Linked DNA regions of Mus musculus: region 1 is linked to region 2. The links are chromatin contacts, found by Hi-C or POLR2A ChIA-PET in ENCODE. All regions are on one chromosome and are shown on one strand. The core of a region is the stretch at or near the end of the contact, and the rest is flanking DNA. Distances in the headings are between cores, read along the strand shown.

Evidence for each region. Hi-C counts contacts between places; a loop is a spot of excess contacts on that map. ChIA-PET counts read pairs that join two places held with the same protein, here RNA polymerase II (POLR2A).
Region 1: a loop to region 2 is called in a map of v-Abl transformed pro-B cells, with 5 times the contacts of the local background. The contact joins the promoter of Zc3hc1 here to the promoter of Rbm28 in region 2. A Hi-C loop is called at or near these places in 1 of 37 maps with a recorded cell type or tissue (v-Abl transformed pro-B cells). POLR2A ChIA-PET finds 5 or more read pairs at or near these places in 1 of 5 experiments (embryonic stem cell).

Annotation. Positions count from the first base shown.
Region 1 is chr6:30,389,170-30,392,273 of GRCm38, forward strand. Zc3hc1 (zinc finger, C3HC type 1) reads right to left here and starts at 1,851. Exons shown (of 10, transcript NM_001311086.1): 1 at 1,688-1,851. The coding sequence starts at 1,833.
Region 2 is chr6:29,163,020-29,166,318 of GRCm38, forward strand. It overlaps Rbm28 (RNA binding motif protein 28), which reads right to left and starts at 1,705. Exons shown (of 19, transcript NM_133925.2): 1 at 1,472-1,705. The coding sequence starts at 1,589.

The DNA of each region.
Region 1 (3,104 bases), core at 601-3,100, 1.2 Mb after region 2:
CCTGGGCTGGGTGTGGTGGCACAGGCCTATAATCCCAGCACTCATCATACAGAGGCAGGGGGATCTCTGTGAGTTCCTGGGTCAGCCTGGTGTACAAAGTGGGTTTCAGGATAGGCCCAAGAGCCAGGGCTGTTACACAGAGAAATCCTGTCTCAAACAACAACAACAACAACAACAACAACAACAACAAAAGAAAGAAAGAAAAGAAAAGAACAGAACAGGACAGAACAAGAAAGTGCTGGAAAAGCCGGGTGTGGTGGTGCACGCCTTTAATCCCAGCACTTGGGAGGCAGAGGCAGGCGGGTTTCTGAGTTCGAGGCCAGCCTGGTCTACAGAGTGAGTTCCAGGACAGCCAGGACTAGACAGAGAAACCCTGTCTCGAAAAACCAAAAAAAAAAAAAAAAAAAAAAAAAAAGAAAGAAAGTGCTGGACAGATGGCTTAGCAGTTAAGAACACTGACAGGTCCTGAGTTCAACTCCTGGCAACCACATGGTGGCTCACAACCATCTGTAATGGGATTTGATGCCTTCTTCTGGTTTGTCCGAAGACAGCTACAGTGTACTCACATACATAAAACAAATGAATACATTTAAAAGAAAGAGAAAGAAAGAAAAATATTTGTGAATTTGTCACCAAGAGAAAAAAATTTATTCACATTAAGGCTGACTATATTTTGAAATAGTATTCATGGTATTACTAATTCAAAATTATGATTGTTTGTAGACATGCTACTAGATATTAACTCTCTTTTTCTCCTCTCCCTCTTCTCTACACCTCTCTCGGGTCACAGGGCCTCAAATTAGCCTGGCACGGAGAGTTCCAAGAACTTAAAAGAGTTGTATGATGCCGGGCAATGGTGGCGCATGCCTGAAATCTCAGCACTTGGGAGGCAGAGGCAGGTGGATTTCTGAGTTCCAGGCCAGCCTGGTCTACAGAGTGAGTTCCAGGACAGCCAGGGCTACACAGAGAAACCCTGTCTTGAAAAACCAAGAATAAATAAATAAATAAATAAATGTTGTATGATACCACTACCAGTTTAATAAAGTGCTAGAAATCAAATCTTGAGCTGAGTGCACGCTAAGCTATCTAATTCCCAGCCCAGTATAAACTATTTAATTAAGGAAGGAAGGAGTGAAGGAGGGAAACGACATGTTATCACATAATTTCATTTTACTATCTTGCTAACTATTTACTGTGTGATTGCTTCATTTACAATCCCGTGTAATTTGCTCTATACCTTTAAGACCGTCCTCTCTCTCTCTCTCTCAAAAAAAAAAAAAGGGCTGGAGAGATGGCTCAGTGGTTAAGAGCACTGACTGCTCTTCCAGAGGTCCTGAGTTCAATTCCCAGCAACCACATGGTGGCTCACAGCCATCTATAATTGGGTTCAATGCCCTCTTCTGGTGTGTCTGAAGACAGTGACAATGCTATTCTCATATGTAAAATAAATAAATTTAAAAAAAAAAAAAAAAAGGTTTATTACAAAATTTCGCTGGTGATACGGAATCAGGTACATCCAGAAGCTACCGAAGCCGAGCAACAGAGAAGGCCAGCCTTCTTCAGAGCTCAGGAAGAATTCTACCTCGCCCACCAAGTCACGGATGAAGGGACCCGTTGCGTCCCCCGCCCCCTGCTCCAAGCGGTTGCTCCCCAAGCCACTCCAGCGCTCACAGCCTAGATGACTCACGGTTCTGTGCCTCCCTCTTCCGGGACAATTCCTTCATCTATCAGCTCCCGAACTTTCTGGGGTGTCCCTTCAGGGGAACGAACGACTGAACCCCAAGTCTTTTCAATACTCGCAGCAAACAGCGGCCCCTCACTGGTAGCCGCCATCTTGGTCCGGCCGTAAATGGGTCCCCTCGCGTGTTTAGGCTCAGGAATTTACGTTCTGAGTTAAGCTCCGCCCTCTGACCTATCAAAATAGTGACGGCAAGCCCCACCTTTTCTTGGTTATCTAAAAGAATTTAAGAGTGGTTACGTCGTTTAAGATTAAGTTATTTGCTTGTCTGATGAATTAGCATATTTAGATTAACAAAGAGTTTTCTTTTTTGATATAGAGTTTACTATGCAGTCCTGGAATTCAAGAGATCCGCCTGCCTCTTCTTCCGGAATGCTAGGATTAAAGCCGTGTGCCACCACAAAAAAAAAAAAAAAAAAAAAAAAAAAAGAGTTGTAAAGGTGATGTCTCTCCAGCTTCAGTAGGAAGTCATACTTTCATAAAAGCCATACCGACTCTCCTAAATTACGTTGTTTTCCAGGTAAGGAAACGGCAGTGTTTAACTGAGAACAAGGAACTTGAAACCCTTCCTAGGATTGTGTGGTTAGTGGAGGAAGTTTATGGCTTTGACACCATCCTCCCTTCTTTAGCAAATGTTTTTAACTATTGCCTTGATATACCTGGAACTGTCGATAAAATAGTGAACAAATGAGGCGATGTTGTCAATGCTGGGGGAACAAACCCATAGCCTCACACAAACTAGGTAAGCACTCTACCACGGAGCTACACCCCCATGCCCTTCCTATAATTTAAAAATTATGACTATACATGCTCCAAAGAAGGCCCACTGAGCACCAAATTTGGCTTCGGAGTCTTGAGAGAAACCACGTTTGATGCCTCTGCCACTCAAGGATAGTAGCAGGAGTATTAGAAACTCCAGGCCAGACCTACCTGCAAAGTTCAGCGTCAGCCTAGGTTACATTTTAAAAGGGAGTGGGGCTCAGAGAGAAGACTCAGCAGTTAAGAGCATCTGCTGTTCTTGCAGAGGACCTAGATTCAGTTCTCAGCATCTATGTGGCTGTTCAGAACTCTCCCTTCTCCAGTTCTTGGGGATCCAGGACTTTCTTTCAACCTCCAAGGGGCACATGGTGCACATACATACACACAGGCAAAACGTTCGTACACATTAAATCAATAAACCTTTAAAAAGTTTCTTTTAAAGGGGGAGGTGGGGAGCTAGAGAGGCGAGTCAGTGGTTACGGGCACTTTCAGCTTGTGTGCTCTTGGTTTGATTTCTGGCACTCAAGTTGGATAGCTCATAACCACCTGTAATTCCAGGGCCGGGGCATCTGATGCCCTCCTCTTGCTTTTCCAGGCACCTGCATGA
Region 2 (3,299 bases), core at 455-2,954:
TTAGTGTTGTAACATTTATTTACTTATGTGTGTGCAAAAGTATGGGAAAAATCTGGTAGGAGTTGGTTCTTTCTGTCTATCAGGTTGAAGTGGGTCCTGAGATCTCTTCTCGATGTACTCGTGAAAGTTGGACATAATTTATTCTTCTGCCAAGTCTTTCATTTTATCTGTCTCTCAATTAGATATTACTTTCAAACATGGGTGCTTCCTTCTACAATTGTTTGGGATTAAAGGTGTGTGCTGAAGCTGAGCCACACAACTAGAAATAGGATTTTCTAGTAAACACCACAATCTGAGGACTCAGTGTGATCGAATCTCCTGTCACACCTTCATTCACTTCCTCGTCACCCTGGCCACCAAGCTCTCTTCTCACACAAGGACATACTTGCTTTAATATCCTCAAGGTTGCTGTTTCCTGAATTCAGACTGTTTTATCCCCCCAGTTCTTAGTTCACTCTCCTCAAACAGGTCTTCCCTAGCCACCCTATCTACACACACACATTCCCTCTTTTGACTTTTCTCCTTAGCATAAATTTATCACCATTATCAACATATAGTTTGGCTATTTGTTGGCTGTCTTTCAAACCATAAGTGTATGAGAACAGAATCTGCGTCAGTGATTTAGTGTCACACACCTGTTGTATCCTAAGGGCAGCCAGCAATGTTCTAAAATACAGTTGGCATCCAACAAGTAATAAATAAATAAACAGATGAATGCATAGGATGTGCTAACGTGCTAATCAAACTGAGTCCTCTCACTAGCCAGATCAACTCCAGACCATTTAATGTCTTTAAAGATTATATTCCTTTATTTAAAAAAAATGGGGTTAAGGCTCTTTGTCCTATAAGATTGTTGAGAACATTAAGTAAGTTAACCCATGTCAAACTAAGCACTCTTCCGGCCTAGCAGCCATCTCAATAAGCCGCACTGGTGCTTTATTAAACGTTACTTTGGGATGTTTGTTGAAGACGGGGTCTCGCTATGTAATCCAAGTTGTCCTGAACTCGCTATTATATAGACCTGGCTGTCCTCGAATTACCAGCAATCCTCCTGCCACAGCCTTCCCAGATGCTGGGATTACTACCATTACTCCAAGCTAATGGGCCTGCGTTTGAACTCCTGAACACGCGTAATAAAGGGGAAAACGCAATGGAAACGTTAAGTGAGTGCTTTGCCTTTCATAAATCAACCTTATTGGCCGATCTCCAGCTGAGTCCGTTTAGAAAAGAATCTTAGCTCCCGGTCCCGTACTTCTGGAGAGAGCAAAGAACTTGCTGGGATGGCTCACGTCATTAATCGGAGGATTCAGGAGGCAGAAGCACACGGGCTACCGGTAGCGAATCCGAGGCCAGTTAGGGCTAAAGAGTGAGAGCCCTGTCTCAAAACAAACAGATCATAACTATAGAGCTCCCTGAAATTGGGTTGTTCCCATACCTTTGCACATGCCCTCTGCACCATCCCACTCCTTACCTTTCTCTGTCACCACGAAGCACTGCTTCACCGGACCCACCTGACTGAACAGCTCTTCCAGCTGATCGCTGCGAGCCGAGGGCGGGAGACGGCCCACGAATAAAGTCAGACCGGCCATGAGACCGAGAGACAAGCGCGTGAGGCTGCGAGCACCTCACGCCGGCGCGAGCGAGGGCTGGGATGAGCTCTGGCAGGAAGGCGGTGCCGAGTTGCCGGGAAATTCAGGAAGTCCTCTTTGCTCAAAAGAGTCCGGGAGGAAACGCAGACTGGAAGGAATAGTTCCGGAAAGAAAAAGAAAAATGACGTCCTGGGGGCGGAGCTTCTTGAACGACGGTCTCTGTGCAGTCCCAGCACCGCCCCCGCCACTGGGGGAAACTTGACATCAACAGCTTAAAATTCTCTTAAAATCTTTCATTTAGGAACTCGACCCCAAATTCACCAAAGCAGGCAGAAGTCATTTTCCCCCTAAGCCTGCCCTCATCTGACATAGAGTGGGTGTTCAATAAGTTTTTTTCTGAAGAGTTGCCACATATCACGCGGGGGGAAAAAAACACATATGCAAAACGTCATAGACACAAGCATGTAACATACATAATTTGAACTAGTCACATGTCCTCAGAAAACATGAGACAAACTGTCACTTGGCCGCAGAGACAAATTGTATCTACTAAAATCCCCAGAGAACAAATACTACGTACGAAATCATATTTTCAATTCTTACTGATTGAGCTCCTACTTATATATTAGGAGTAAAATTCATTGCCGAAAAAAAAAGACATGGTCCCTGCCGTCATATAAAATAGAGTCCAGAGTGAGAGACAGACGTTTATTTTTAAAATCTTACAAAATCTCTGCAAGATCACATCAGAGCACACGGAAGCCAAACATAACACCCAGCTATATGCACAGACCTAGGATGCACTGCTGCCCAGAGACAGAAGATCTTCATTTATGTCTGTTTATCAGACAGACTGGAGGCTACCCACAGTGTTTAACACTCAGTGGGCTTCACTGTCTGTCTTACATGGAAAAATGCTGTGCTTGCAGAATGCCTAGCTGCAAAAAGTACCCTAGGCACTTTTAAAGTCTTTACTTTTAAGTTACAACAGCTCAGTAGGTAGAAAACACCACAAAAGATGAAAGGCACAGTGAAAATCCCCAAGAGTTATCCACATTCAATATAATGGATGGACGGATGGATGGATGGATGGATGGATGGATGACGTGTAGGTAGTAGTGGTGGGAGGAATGTGCTAAGCATGAAATTTATGAAGTCCTAGTAGGCTTCAAATAATTAATATGTGCTTTTAGAAAAAGAACCCCCACCACAGTTATATTTTAAATAGATAAATCAGAAGAAAAGGCACTGAAATACAAAACAGATTGTCAAGGCTACCATAAAGTCGATCCTATCTTACATAAAAAGTAAAGTGGGCAAAAGAAGTAGAATCTTTTAAACAAAATTGGTTTGGAATTCCACATCCTCCTCAAGAATCAAATTCTAAGTGGGGCAGTGGTGGCGCACGCCTTTAATCCCGGCACTCGGGAGGCAGAGGCAGGCGGATCTCTGAGTTCGAGGCCAACCTGGTCTACAAAGCAAGTTCCAGGACAGCCAGGGCTACACAGAGAGACCCTGTTTCGGAAAACAACAACAACCAAGAATCAAATTCTATCCTCAAATACAAACTTGTATTGGGGGACCTAGTCATAGCTGTGGTAGATAAAGGGGGAAGAATTTAATATCCATTTGTAATCCTCCTCTCCCCTCAACAAACAAACAAACAAACAAACAACCGTTCTAAATACCCTAAGTCCAATTTTTCCTTAA